Regions from separate parts of the Homo sapiens genome. Here region 2 is linked to region 1. A link is an interaction called in ENCODE POLR2A ChIA-PET data of the cell type or tissue named here. Cell type or tissue: B cell. All regions are shown on one strand. Each heading gives the region's core, and the rest is flanking DNA. Links, peaks and the distances in the headings are about the cores only. Region 1 overlaps CD79B (CD79b molecule). Region 2 overlaps STRADA (STE20 related adaptor alpha).

Region 1 (7,415 bases), core at 1,597-5,596:
GTGCAGTGAGCCAAGATCGTGCCATTGCACTCTAGCCTGGGCAACAAGAACAAAACTCTGTCTCAAAAAAAAAATAATAATAAATAAAATAACAAGGACAGGAACTTGATTGTCAAATGCAAAAGGTGACAAGGCAGAGTGCCCAAGTTCCCAGGAATGTTCTATACGGACTCATTAACTTACACGAAGTTCTGCCTTCCCCTCCTGCCACATGGGGAAAGTGGTATTAGGTCTGGAGGGGGGATGCCTTTTTTAAAAAATTGAAAATTATATTAGGATCAGTCTAAGTGTGTTTTAACAAACTACACTCTGATTTAAGTCAGGAGATAATGCTCATTAATTTTTGTCCTCTGCAGTCACCTGTTTCCAAGTAAAGTCTTTTGGGTGGGAGAGGCAGGTGTCCCAAGTGGAAGATTTGTGGTTGTTTGCAGCTGAGTCAATGGCAGGACCAGAAGATGACATACAAGGAGCAGCTTGTAGACCTGAGACACACTCAGGAATGTCACAGATGTGGGCTCTGAACCCACTTCTTGAGGTGATCCAAAGAGAGCAGACAGAGATCCCAAATACCATGTTCCGAGATGGCTTTTGTTGTTGTTATTGTTGAGACAGAGTCTCACTCTGTCGCCTAGTCTGGAATGCAGTGGCATGATCTCGGATCTCAGCTCACTGCAACCTCCCCTTCCTAGGTTCAAGTGATTCTCCTGCTTCAGCCTCCCCAGTAGCTGGGATTACAGGCATGTGCCACCATGCCTAGCTAATTTCATTTCATTTGAGACGGAGTTTTGCTCTTGTTGCCCAGGCTGGAGTGCAATGGCGTGATCTCAGCTCACCGCAACCTCCACCAGGTTCAAAAGATTCTCTTGCCTCAGCCTCCCAAGTAGCTAGGATTACAGGCATGCGCCACCATGCTTGGCTAATTTTGTACTTTTAGTACAGATGGGGTTTCTCCATGTTGGTCAGGCTGGTCTGGAACTCCCAACCTCAGATGATCTGCCCGCCTCAGCCTCCCAAAGTGCTGGGATTACAGGTGTGAGCCACCGCACTGGGCCTAAATTTTTTATTTTTAGTAGAGATGGGGTTTCACCACGTTGGCCAGGCTGGTCTTGAACTCCTGACATCATGTGATCCACCTGCCTCAGCCTCCCAAGGTGCTAGGATTACAGGCATGAACCACCGCACCCGGCCCTGAGATGGCTTTAGAGGCCCCTCAGAGAAACCTCAGCCAGACCAGACACCTACTAAGGGACCCAAATAGCCACCGTTTTTTGCGTTTTGTTTTGTTTTTCTCTCGTTTCCAATTCTGCTGGAAAAACACCCAAAACCTTGGGTCAGATCACCCCAACCCTAGCAGCACCTGCAGCAAGAGGGGAGGAAGTCAAGCTAGAATGGAGGAGGAACAAGCCTGTGCTTCAACCAGGGTCCCTGGGGAGCTGGCTGGATTCCCCCAGTGGGCAGTGAGGCATGTGCCCACCAGGGGCCTCAGAGCTGTGTTCTGGGGAGGGGGCAGGCAGAGGGGGCAGCTGTAGAGCTGGGGTCCTGGAGGGATGGCACAGTGGCTTCCTCTCGAGGGTGCTCAGAGGCCTCCTACTAGGCCTTGGCAAGAAGGGGTGGGGCCTTTGGGGCCTCAAACCTCGTGAATCATAGGAAAAGCAAATCCCCCTTCAAAACACAAACGTTTGAAGATAGCCAAAGTTGTCCCTGGATTCCCTCCTCCTTCGGTTCAGGGTCTTATTGCTGCAATGCCCTTCAAGAGGGGCGGCCGTGATGTAGTGGGGAGAAGGCTGGACTTGGAGCCAGAAGGTCTAGGTGTGATTTTGGCCAGTTATGGTAATTTCCCTGGGCCTTGATTTCCTTGTTTGTAAAAATCAGGTAGTGCAACCTTCTTCCAGGGACATCAGGCAGAGTGTAAATGAAGATGGAGGTGTTCAATCCAGTTTTCTTGCATTTAAGAGGTGCTCAATACGTATTTGTTGGGCCCAATAAAAGCTTTTGGTTCATATTCTCTGTTCTGATTGTGGTGGTGGTGATACAAATCTATACATTTGCTAAAATTCTGTACACCCAAAGGACACAAACTCAATTTTTTTTTTTTTTTGAGATGGAGTTTTGCCCAGTCACCTGGGCTGGAGTGCAGTGACACAATTTCTGCTCACTGCAACTTCTGCCTCCCAAGTTCGAGCAATTCTCCTGCCTCAGCCTCCCAAATAGCTGGGATTACAGGCACCAACCACCATGCCTGGCTAATATTTTTATATTTTTGGTAGGGACGGGGTTTCACTATGTTGGCCAGGCTCGTCTCGAACTCCTGACCTCAGGTGATCCACCCGCCTCGGCCTCCCAAGTGCTGGGATTACAGGCATGAGCCAATGCGCCTGGCCCTCAATTTTATTGTGATAATTTTTTACAAAACAATGTCCAGTCCAAATTCTTTCCCTCGGATGGGGTTTAGGATTCCCATTTCGCAGATGAAGCAACCTGAGATGTTTCTTGTCCCCACCATCAGTACCCAGCTATATTACCATTGCCTATGGCAGTTCTGGGGAGACAGACATGATGTCCCCCAGAGTGTAAGCCCTTAAAACAGAAAAACAGACCGGGGAGGGCTCCTACATTATAACCCATGAAGTCAAGCCCTTTGGGGGTGTCTGGTGGAGGGGCCAAGGTCTATGCTCAAATGATTCTCTGTTAACAAGAACTTCGGGCTGGGCGCGGTGGCTCATGCCTGTAATCCCAGCACTTTGGGAGGCCAAGGCGGATGGATCACTTGAGGTCAGGAGTTTGAGACCAGCCTGGCCAACGTGGTGAAACCCCATCTCTACTAAAAATACAAAAATTAGCCAAGCATGGTGGTGTACGCCTGTAATCCCAGATACTTTGGAGGCTGAGGCAGGAGAATTGCTTGAACTCAGGAGACGGAGGTTGCAGTGAGCGGAGATGGTGCCACTGCACTCCAGCCTGGGCAACAGAGTGAGACTCTGTCTGCAAATAAATAAATAAGTAAATAAATAGATAAATAAAACAAGAACTTCAAAGTCTCAGGGAAACTGAGTTGTTCAGAGGTGTTAAAAAGTCTTTAGGTAAAGCCAAGGCCTCCCCCAACCCAGGGCAGCCTCAAGCAGGTGGAGACCCTGCTTGGGGGAGAAGTGAAGCCTCCTCCCACCATCTACCCGGCTGCCTAGGTCCCTGGTGGAGGTAGGAGGACGGAATTAGTGCCACTATGCAAAGCAGCAGGAAAGGAAGGGCTCCGGCTCAGTAGAGGCTGATGCCAAAACAACCTGGTTCCCTCCAGCAGCCCAGAGACTGGGGAAAACACAGGGGCCGCCTGGCTTGGCCCAGCCTGGCCCAGGGTGGTGGAGAGATTTACCTGAAACTGCAGGCGTGGGGGCCTTACCCACCTGCCCCACCTGGAATTCCAGAGGGAATCTGGTGAAAATTGGCACTGTTCTCACTAGTTCCCCTGTGCTGGTCTTGATTCCCCAGTTAAACTGGCAGCTCCCACAGCATAGGTGCTCCCTTGCTGGAATTCAGAGCAGGAATAGCAGAGGGGCCTCGAAGGATTCCCTCCAGGGTCAACAGGAAGTGGAGCACAGCCTGGCTTGGGAGGGAGGCTTTGCACGTGCAGGTTGATTGCACTTGGTCTCCCAGCTGGCAGCTGTTCCCAGTACCTCCCACAGCTGGTGAGCTGGAGGGCCCTAGGGACCATTGTTTGAGGACCCTGGGGCCATAGGGGACCTCCGATATGAGGCTGGGAAAGTCTGAAGGGGTCCCCTGGCTAAGAACCCCAAAGCTTCACCATACAAAGCTCCACTCTTCAGGATCTCACTCTTGATGGCTTTGCATCAAGCTTTCCTAGGCTTCCTGGGAGGTGGGGGTGGGAGTGTTGTAGAGGCAGGGAAACCCCTACCCTCAGGGAGCTTCCAGTTTGCCTGGAGAACCAAGGCCAGTGTGAGTAGCACAAGGCAGTAGCTAAGTCGCCGCTGCATAGGCTGGTCTGAGCAGGGCTTGGGCGAGGACCCAGGTGCTTTGGGAGGGCTTCCTGTAGGTGGAGGCAGAGTGGGACTCAATTGCCGCTTTTCGGCTGAATGAAGTGCAAGATGAGGGTGTCCCTGCTGAGGGGAAGGACAGGCCCAGTCACTGGCCAGCTGCTCTGGGTCCAGCTAGGGCCTGGCATGCAGCCCCGTTCCAGGGAGAAGAAACGGGGATGCGACCACAGGCTCCAACTGGGTCTTCGGAGAGGAGGGGTGGCTGTTACCTTTCCCACACCCTCGAGGGCTCACAGATGCCACATTCAAACAACAGAAGTGCCCACATAGATGTTCCTATCCACCCCAAACCCATAAGATGCCACGAGCCTGTGTGTGGTTTCTCAGGACACACCGTTTATTCCACGGGGGAAGGCACTGGAGGCCAGGGCCTCCCTGGGGTGGGAGTGGTTGCGGGAGAGGAATGATGTTCCTGTGGCTCTTCTGGGGCCCAGTTGGGTCCATGGCCCTTCCCAAGCTCTGCTGGGAGGCCCTCGGCTCCGAGTCCATTTGCGGGCTCTGGACCAGTCTCTGCCTCCCCCATCCCATGTGTGGGGACGGATCACCTCATAGCACCCCCAGAAGGCTGGGTCCCGTCCATCCCCAGAGAACTCCCTCCAAGTTGCTGCCCTGTTGTCCTTCTACTCCAGGCCCTTTGGCAAGAGCTGGGGACCAGGGGCTGGAGACAAATGGCAGCTCTGGTGGGCCAGCTTCAGAGGCCAGCTGGGGGGTCCAGGAAAGGGGTTGGGCCATGAGCCAGGCAGCTCCGAAGCAGTCACTGAGGCCAGGGAGCCTGCACCCAGGTCATGGGGCGACCTGGCTCTCACTCCTGGCCTGGGTGCTCACCTACAGACCACTTCACTTCCCCTGTCCGCAGCGTCACTATGTCCTCATAGGTGGCTGTCTGGTCAATGTCCAGGCCCTGGAGACATTAAGTGGAACTCAGGCCGGGACCACACCCCAACCACACCAGCAGATAGTGGCCACTGACCCCGAGGACTCAGAGCTGCTGGGCCTGCCCCTCTCCTTACCTCGTAGGTGTGATCTTCCTCCATGCCAGCCTTGCTGTCATCCTGGGGGCGGAGAGGGATGGAGATCAGAGTGTTAGTGTCCCCCAGCCCCATCCCCTGCTGGGCCAGGCTGGGGAGGGCCAGGGAGAGGGGTGAGGGGTCAGGAGTGAGGTGCATTCTGCAAGAACAGCTGAATGAAGGAAGGAAGGAAGGAATGATTGAATTGGTGAGCCAGTGGGGACAGGCTGGACCAAGAAGGCCACAACGAGAGCTGGGGAGATGGAGACCCTGCATATGCCTGGCCTATGCGGTGGCCTCCTCTGCGGTCCCCCAAGGCTTCCCCCGTCCCCTGATCACCTTGTCCAGCAGCAGGAAGATAGGCACGATGATGAAGAGGATGATCAGCAGCGTCTGGATCATGATGATACCATCCTTCAGCGTGTTCCTCTGCTTCAGCTGTGCCAAGGTGCTGAATCCTGCGGGGACAGGGGTGGGGTTGTGAGCCTGGGCCACAGTCCACCTTTTAGGCCTACAAGGGCAGCTCCCTCAGGTCCCAGTGGCTCTCCTGAGTGCTCTAGGGCCATGACCATCACCACAAGAGGCAGGCCGGGCTAGGGTGGGGCGGACAGCTACAGGAGCGTCCCAGCCACCTGGCACACACCCATGACTCGCAGCTCTGTGCCGCAGCCCTGGTAGACCTCCGAGGTGTTGTTGCACTTCTGCTGACAGAAGTAGATGCCATTGTCCTCAAACCGGATGCCTTGGATGGTGAGGGTGGCGAGAGATTCGTTCTGGGACTCTTCCATGCGGCCCTTTTCCAGCTTCAGCTGCTGGGGATTCTCGTCCATCTCCTGCTTCCAGAGCCAGCTCACATTGCCGGAGGCGCTGTTCATGTAGCAGTGCATTTTCACCGTGAAGCCCCGTTTCCTGGCTATGAAACGTGGGCTCTGCCAGATCCGCGAACAAGCACTACCTGTGGGTGCCAAGGCCAGGCTCAGCATTCCGCTTGGCATCTTCCTGAGTGCCAGCCCCAGCAGCAGGCCCCTGCCCTGGCTGGCACAGACTCCCTGGGCTTAGTCCTTGCTTCTCAGGGTGTGGGACAGGCAGGAGGCTGAGGTTGGAGTTGGGAAGCAGAGCCACGTGAGAGGCTGAGCCACATGAGAAGCCACGGCCAAGCTCTCAGACTCCACCTCTTCCCGACTGCCCCACCTCCCCTTCGATTTTCCTTTGGAAGAGCCCTGGGACCTTGCCATTCCTTCCTATGCCCATTACAACAGCCTGACCCAGGCCACACCCCCAGGACCTGGAGGCCCACAGGCCTGGCCCCTCCTTTCACTGGGCTGCCCTGCACAGGCTTGAAATCCTCAGTCTCCCCCGTTCCTCCAGGGATAAAGGCCAAATTCCTAGTCTGTCAACTGAGACCTTCCTCAGTCGACCCCCTCCCTGCATGACTTCCCTCTATCATCCCCCTCTTCCCTCCTGCAGGGACTGGGTCCACTTCTTGTTCCAGAACCCTCTTTCCAGCTTCGACTGCCTTGTTCTTAGTGAGCACTGCCCGGGAATCCCTGAGCCCCTCACATAGTGACCCTGCACTGGAGGGCTCACCCGAGACTCAGCCAGATTCCCAGCTAGACAGGCCCGGGCCTGAGTCCTAGAGGAACCCCCAGGCTCCCTTGCTATGACCCAGAGTTTAGCCCAGCCCTTCAGTGGCCAAGGCTGGAGGGCATGTGTCTGATGAGGATGACAGTGGGCTGGGGGTGGGGCTCAGAGGAGATCCTAAGGAGGCCTGGGGATGGGAATCCTGGATGGGGAGATCAGGCAAGGGTGGGAAGGCGGACCGCCCCCAGGACAGGGACCATAGTCGGACACAGGACATAGTCGCACACAACTTGCCCTCAGAAGCGGCAGGCGAGGCTACTGACCTTTGGGATTCCGGTACCGGTCCTCCGATCTGGCTGCTGGTACTGGCTCAGCTGCTGGGTGGGAGGAAGTGGGCGGGGCCAGTCAGGGCCTCCTCTGGCCTGGGCTGCCCCACCCCTGCATGCCCTCTATGTTCCCGGAGCTACTTCCTCCTTCCATGACAGCAGCTTCAAGACCCCTCGGTCCTCCCTGCCCCCAGTACTTGGGAGACAGATATGGGGTGGGGGTACCGGAAGCCCTGCCCCCAGCCCCCTTTCTGCCTTTGACCCTCATGGTGGCTTTGAGCAGGCATCTGAATGAGACAGGAGGGACAGGGAAATCTCAGTATTTTGAGAGGCCAAGACAGGAGGATCGCTTGGGTCCAGGAGTTTGAGACCAGCCTGGGCAACATAGGGACACCCTGTCTCTCTTTTTTTTTTTTTTTTTAAAGAGAGACAGGAAGAAAGTCACAGCCCGGAGG
Region 2 (7,415 bases), core at 1,465-5,464, 220 kb before region 1:
ACTCTCCTTGCCTGTGCTACTGAAGACTAACTGGTATTTTACCACCTGTAACTGGCGATGCTCTGTAAGGAGCAGGAAGTGCCAGCCCCATGCCCCTGCTTAGCACAGGGATCCAGAGAGCAGCAAACATTTCCAAAATGCTCACTCTTCTCATAGGGTGCCAAGGGTCCCTAAAGGGAGCTGAAATTTCATCCAATAGAGGTTAGGACCCCCTGGGAGGAACCACATCCATCTGCAGTGGACAGGCGCTGCCCACGCTGAGGGCTCCCTCCCTCCAGGAACCCCTTTACCCCACTGGGAGGTTGAGAGCCCCCGACTCCAGGCAATGCCTGAAGGCTCCCTTGGGAATCATGAGTTGGGTAGGGGAGCTCCTCTGGGCCCACACACAGACCTGCTGGAGGACCTCGGGGCTGAGCCACGGCAGAACCTTGACACTGTACTTGGGAAAATCGTGGACCACTCGCTGCCGCTGCCCATGGCTTATCATGCTGAGGTTGCTGCGCAAACCAGACAGGTAGACCTTCCCATCCACAGAGATCAGGATGTGGCTGGCTTTGACACTCCTGGGGAAGCGGGGAGGGTGTCATGTCGAGAGCAGGAGCCCCTCCTGCTACAAATTTTTGGTCTTCACACACTCCACCTGGCCAGCTCTCTCCTGTGTGCGTGTGTTATACACGTATATGTGTATTTTACATATACATAACCATGTTTTTGTTTTCATTGAGATAAGAGTCTCACTCTGTCACCCGGCTAGAGTGCAGTGGCTCAATCTAGGCTCACTGCAACCTCTGCCTCCTGGGTTCAAGCAATTCCTGTGCCTCAGCCAACCAAGTAGCTGGGATTACAGGTGTGCACCACCACACCCAGCTAATTTTTTTTTTTCTTTTTTTTTTGAGACGGAGTCTTGCTCTGTCGCACAGACTGGAGTGTAGTGGCGCCATCTCGGCTCACTGCAAGCTCCGCCTCCCGGGTTCACACCATTCTCCTGCCTCAGCCTCCCGAGTAGCTGGGACTACAGGCACCCGCCACCACGCCCGGCTAATTTTTTTTTTTTTGTATTTTTAGTGGAGACAGGGTTTCACTGTGTTAGCCAGGATGGTCTCGATCTCCCGACCTCGTGATCCACCCGTCTCAGCCTCCCAAAGTGCTAGGATTACCAGTGTGAACCACTGCGCTGGGCCCGCCCAACTAATTTTTATATTTTTAGTAGAGATGGGGTTTTGCCATGTTGGCCATGCCAGTCTTGAACTCCTGGCTTTAAATGATCCGCCTGCTTTGGCCTCCCAAAGTGCTGGGATTACAGGTGTGAATCACCGTGACCGGCCTATAACCAGGTTTTTTGTTCTTGTTGTTGTTGTTGTTGAGACAGAGTCTCACTCTGTCGCCCAGGCTGGAGTGCAGTGGCGCAATCTCAGTTCACTGCAACCTCTGCCTCCCAGGTTCAAGCAATTCTCCTGCCTCAGTCTCCTGAGCAGCTGGGACTACAGGCTCATGCCACCACATCCAGCCAGTTTTTGTATTTTTAGTAGAGACAGGGTTTCACCATGTTAGCCAGGCTGGTCTTGAACTCCTGACCTCAAGAGATCCACCCCTTGGCCTCCCAAAGTGCTGCCACTGCATCCAGCTATAACTATGTTTTAATGAAAAACTTCAAATCTACATAAAATAGCATGACTCCATTTACATATCACCAGATTAAAAGCTTATTTAGCTCTGTCATCCAGGCTGGAGTGCAATGGCACGATCTCAGCTCACTGCAGCCTCCACCTCCCAGGTTCAAGTGATTATCTTGCCTCAGCCTCCTGAGTAGCTGGGATTACAGGCACCTGCCACCATGCCCGGCTAATTTTTGTATGTTTAGTAGAGACAGGGTTTTGCGATGTTGGCCAGGCTGGTCTCGAACTCCTGACCTCAGGTGATCCACCCACCTTGGCCTCCCAGAGTGCTGGGACTGTTCAGTGCTCTTGTATGCTCTAGAACACCTCTTGCCCTACCTCCTACGAATGCTTTTAATCTGTACTTCTTATCTGTAGGACTCTTGTAAAGTGTACCTAGGGGTACTGTGTTCCGCATCCCATTCTTCCTTTTTCACTCAGGGCTGTAGTTTCCAGACACATCTGTATTGCTAGCTGTGTACCTTTCATCTTTTCTTCTAATTGTCACCTTGGTTCTGGGAAGAGATCTAACACTTTTACTCATCCATCCTTCTGGGGACAGACACTCACACTACCCCTAACCAACACACGTGTGAATGGTGACATCCAAACATGTCCCCTGATGGGTCTGCACGAGGGTTTCTTTAGGGTGTACATCCAGAAGTGGCATTGATGGTTCTGGTTCTGTGACCCTGACTGGCAGCACCGGGCATCTTCCACCACCTGGACAGGAGGCTCCCCGTCCTTGCCACACTGGGACTCGTCCAGCCTCCCAACCGCTGCCAGTCTCATGTGTATAAGGTGACATCTTGTTTTTCATTTGCTTTTCTCTGATTGCGAGATTTGAGTGGCTCTTCCTATGATGGGTTTGTCTTGGGGTTTCCTCTTTTGTAAACTTCATATCTTTGGCCCATTTTTCTTGCTTTGCTGTCCATTTCTTGTTGATTTGCAAGATTTCCCTGTTACTAATCTCCTGTGGTGACAAAGCTAATATCATCTGCTCTGTCACTTGTTTCTTAACCTTTTTCATGGTATCTTGTATTGGATAGAAATCTTCTTGATCTAATCAAATTCATCAATCTTTTGTCTTATGTTTTGTGCTTCTAAAATGTTGAGAAATTATTACATGCCTCAGGTCACAAAAACATTTTCTCACATTTCCTTCTATTTAAGTCTACAGTTTCACATTTTACATAGAAGCCTTTAATCCAGCTGCAGTCCTTCTCTGTATGAGGAGTTATGTAGGGGTCCAGTTTTACCATTTTCCCTACTATGAGCTGATTTCCTGACACTATCTACTAAGCTATCTGTCTTCGCCCTGGTCTCTCAGCATAAGACTGACTCTGGGGCACAGAAAGAAGGAGGCAGAGAGTGGAGTACAAAGGTCCACATCAGATGTTCCTCTCACACAACACTCAAGACCAAGCTGCTCAGCAAAGAGAAAGTCAGTGGCTTCAGCACTAACAGGCTAAGTGACCATCTCCCAAGTCAGTGGCAAGGTCAGAATCCAGATCCTTCTCTCTTTTTTTTTTTTTTTTTTTCAGACAAGAGTCTCACTCTGCCACCCAGGCTGGAGTGCAGTGGTGTGATCTCCAGTCACTGCAACCTCCGCCTCCCAGGTTCAAGCGATTCTCCTGCCTCAGCTTGTAGTCCCAGCTACTGGGACTACAAGCATGTGCCACCACACCCGGCTAATTTTTGTATTTTTAGTAGAGACAGGGTTTCACTATGTTGGCCAGGCTGGTCTCAAACTCCTGACCTTGTGATCCACCTGCCTTGGCCTCCCAAGCGCTGTGATTACAGGCGTGAGCCATCGCGCTGGGCCCTGTTTCTTTTCAGAGCAAAGAGATCTTCAGCAAGAATCCAGATCCTTGATTTTAAACTCTGGCTTCATTAACTTCAGTCAAACTTCACTTTACCTGAAGGCTCAGGGGCATAGCTACCCACTGTAATCATGGGAAAGGCCGCCTAAGAACGCACCTGTGTACATATCCCATGTGGTGGATGTAGTCGAGGGCCTTCAGCACCCCCTGCAGGATGTAAGCAATCGCCAGCTCATTCATGCCATCCATGAAGTGTGTACAGATGAGATCTTTTGCAGAACCTGCAGAAAAGGATTGCATGGAGGCAGTGAAAGGTAATGGAGGAGGAAAACACAGGCAATCTGACAACAGAGTCCCAATAACCCCTTTCTACCAAGAACCCTTTCCCACTCACCGTATGCCATGAATGATGTGACAACCCACAGCTCATTGTCTGCAATAAAAGTGGCTCGATATGGCACGATATTGGGATGGTTGAAGAGTTTGGAGACATGCAGCTCGCCCTGGAAGCAATGATGAAGCTGAAGTCAGAACCAAATGGCACTGAAGGATGCCGCTCAACACAAAGATGGCAGCATGGACAATAGGGGGACCTGGCACTTTCTGGGTGTTCTCAGAGTCATGGGAACAGCCTAAGCAGGTGCCTGCCAACATAGGAAAAACAAGGCCCTGCTGCCTCTGCAGGGACCCAGCACTGCTTTGCCTCTGCCAGATAGGGAAACTGCCAACAACAAAGGGTGCCAGCACACCGACTCAGAGATGATGAAGGCAAACTGTTGACTGAAGACTTCTGAAGTTATAAGCTTATCTCAATTTCAAGGGCCAACGTATAGAATTCCTCTTTAAGATAAGAAAACAAAAAATATTTTGTTGTTGTTATTTGTAGAGACAAGGTCTCACTGTGTTGCCCAGGCTGGTCTCAAACTCCTGGGCTCAAGCAGTCCTTCTGCCTCAGCCTCCCAAAGTGCTAGGATTATAGGCGTGAGCCACCAAGCCACTGCACCTGGCCAAAAATGTTTTCTTTTTTATTTTTTTGAGACAGGGTCTTGCTCTGTCACCCAGGCTGGAGTGCAGTGGTGTGATCCCGTCTCACTGCAGCCTGAACTTCCCAGGCTCAAGTCATCCTCCCACCTCAGCCTCGCTGGTAGCTGCGACCACAGGTGGACGTCAACATACCTAGCTAATTTTTTATATTTTTTTGTAGAGACAGGGTTTTGCCATGTTGCCTAGGCCTGCTTTGGCCTCCCAAAGTGCTGGGATTGCAGGCGTGAGCCACTGTGCCCAGCCCAAAACTATGTTTCTATTATAAAAGAAAACATGGCCGGGCATGGTGGCTCACGCCTGTAATCCCAGCACTTTGGGAGGCGAGGCAGGCAGATCACTTGAGCCCAAGAGTTGGAGACCAGCCTGGGCAACATGGCGAAACCCCATCTATATGAAACATACAAAAAATTAGTTGAGCATGGTGGTGCATGCCTTTAGTCCCAGCTACTCGGGAAGCTTAAGTGGTAGAATCACCTGTGCCTGAGCAGTTGAGGCTGTGGTGAGCTGTGATTGCACCACCGCACTCCAGCCTGAGCAACAGAGCCAGACCTTGTCTCAAATAAAGAAAAAAAAAAGAAAAAGAAAACACAGTTGATGGAGGAGAAGGCCAGCTGAGACTGGCTTCTGCTCCATCCTCAGACCCACCAAACTACTATGAACAGATGAACAGGTCCTAGAGCACCATCAGGTAACCACCAATTCAGAAAAAGTTGTAAATGAAGGAGGGGAGGGGCTGCAACTAACTCTACTGAAGGAAAACTGCCCCAGGCCCTGACTCTAAGCTGGCATCAGGAAAGGAGAGTCTAACTCCCAAGCACTTACTAGACTCACAGTCTCTCTCCGTTTTGTTTTGTTTTATTTTTTGAGCCAGGGACTCAGTCTGTCACCCAGGCTGGAGTTTGGTAGTGCAATCTCAAACTCCCGGGCTCAAGCAATCTCCCTGCCTTGCCCTCCCAAAGTGTTGGGATTACAGGCATGAGCTACCATGCCTGCCCCCTCTCTCAGTTTAACGAGAGAGTGGCTACTTGCTTCTCGAATAGAAAGGAATGTCAGGACTGGGCATAGTGGCTCACACCTGTAATCCTAGCATTTTGGGAGACTGAGGTGAGTTGATTGCTCGAGCTCAGGAGTTTGAGACCAGCCTGGGCAAGATGGTGAAACTCTGTCTCTACAAAAAATACAAAAATTAGTCAGGTGTGGTGTGCCTATAGTCCCAGCTACTTGGGGGGCTGAGGCAGGAGAATCATTTGAGCCCAGGAGGTTAAGGCTGCAGTAAGCCGTGGTCCTGCCACTGTACTCCAGCCAGGGCAATAAAATGAGACCCTGTCTCGAAAAAAAAGAGGCCAGATGCGGTGGCTCACATTTGTAATCACAGCACTTTGGGAGACCAAGGCAGGCAGATCACCTGAAGTCAGGAGTTTGAGACCAGCCTGGCCAACATGAAGAAACCCCGTCTTTTCTAAAAATACAAAAGTTAGCCGGGCATGGTGGTGTGCGCCTATAGTCCCAGCTACTCGGGAGGCTAAGGCAGGAGAATCGCTTGAACCTGGGAGGTGGGGGTTGCAGTGAGCCGAGATCGTGCCACTGCACTCCAGCCTGGGTGACAGAGTGAGAATCCGTCTCAAAAAAAAAAAAAAAGAAAAGAAAAAGAAAGGAACATCAGGCAAACAGGAGGCTGAGAGCCAGAAGATGGCCACTGGTGGCAGGGCAGGCACCTTGTGTCTGGAACAAGATGGCCTGGGTTTGAATCCTGCCTCTGCCATGAGCAAGTTACTTAGCTTCTTTCTAAATAATAAATAAATGAATAAAAAAGCCAGAAGGGAGTGTTTGGAGAAGAAAAGGGAAATATAAATTAGGCTGAGCAGCATTTCAGCCCAATCCTTAGTGCCAAATGGCCAGGATTCTCCACTGAAAGCTTCCATAACTTCCGAACGTTTAGTCTCCCTTCATTTCTTTGTAATTCCTTGTAATTCCTATCAGAGCCAAGAGCCCACCCTCCCTCCATGTGACACACTCATGGTTTATTACCTGCAAGAATGTTACCATCTCATTGGAACAAGCTTCTAGGTTAATCCTCCGTACAGTCACGTACTCTCCTGTTGGTTTGTACCTTGCTAGATTCACAGTCATCAGGTCCTCAAATCCTTTGCCTAAAAGAAAAAGGGAATGCCATACGCAAGGACAAGAACAACAAAAGGTTTTAAGAAAATTTTCCTTTAAAAAAGGGACTTGATTTCAAAAGAAACTTAATGTTAAATTTTTCACTACTGTTACTTTTTTTTTTTTCCTTTTCCCAGCAGAATTTAACTGTTATGTTCATGGCTCACATTTCTTGATTTTTCTCTCATCAGTTCCTTCTCAGCCAACCTTTCTGACTCACTATGGCCAGGACACCGGAAACATGGCAGCCACAAAGGAAAGATGGCAAAAGAGCTTCTTTCCTGGAAGTTTGATCTCTTCCCATACTTGGCATAAAAAAACAGAGAAGACCCACAGAAGCAAGTCTGTGCCCATGAATCCTCCTAACTAGTGGATGGCCTCTGCTGTACACACATCTGGGGCTGCTGAGAAAGCTGCAGCAGCCCCTGGAGCAGAAAGCAGGAGAGTAAGGACGGCCCCTGCACATACCTATCACAGTGAGCAGCTCGTAACACCCTCCCTCTGGCAGAAAGCTACTCATGACCTCCTGTTTAGAGAAGGATGCTATTGACTCTGAGCTCGCATCATTGGTCTAAAAAAGAAAAAGAAAAATAGGTTAGTAGAGAAAACTGGGGGTGGGATGGGAGTGGGGTGAAGGTGGTAATTCAGACCCACGAGGAGACTGGCATCTAAACACACACACAAATCCCGACTCAGTGCCAGCACTATTTGAAGAGAAACAAAACACTACATT

Evidence for each region. ChIA-PET counts read pairs that join two places held together with the same protein. Peaks named below come from ENCODE experiments on the same cell type or tissue, not always from the same donor. Only the 100,000 strongest peaks of a DNase experiment are listed, where the experiment ranks them.
Region 2: POLR2A ChIA-PET joins it to region 1 with 6 read pairs; 2 of 35 experiments call an interaction of 5 or more read pairs at or near these places.

Annotation. Positions count from the first base shown.
Region 1 is chr17:63,924,378-63,931,792 of GRCh38, forward strand. CD79B (CD79b molecule) reads right to left here. Exons shown (of 6, transcript NM_000626.4): 2 at 6,958-7,008; 3 at 5,697-6,008; 4 at 5,393-5,511; 5 at 5,057-5,098; 6 at 4,363-4,947. The coding sequence ends at 4,849. Among named protein-coding and RNA genes, the nearest start is that of CD79B, 4.2 kb to the right of the region's middle. RefSeq lists a silencer at 6,804-6,873. In B cell, for the core only: no CTCF peak of the experiment used is centred there; DNase peaks (open chromatin) are centred at 3,254 and 3,687; H3K4me3 peaks cover 3,192 bases; H3K27ac peaks cover 4,000 bases.
Region 2 is chr17:63,706,856-63,714,270 of GRCh38, forward strand. It overlaps STRADA (STE20 related adaptor alpha), which reads right to left. Exons shown (of 13, transcript NM_001003787.4): 5 at 7,151-7,253; 6 at 6,551-6,672; 7 at 3,873-3,981; 8 at 3,636-3,759; 9 at 392-563. Among named protein-coding and RNA genes, the nearest start is that of LIMD2, 10 kb to the left of the region's middle. RefSeq lists a silencer at 3,474-3,768. In B cell, for the core only: CTCF peaks have their summits at 3,680 (motif pointing left) and 3,880; a DNase peak (open chromatin) is centred at 3,676; H3K27ac peaks cover 1,867 bases.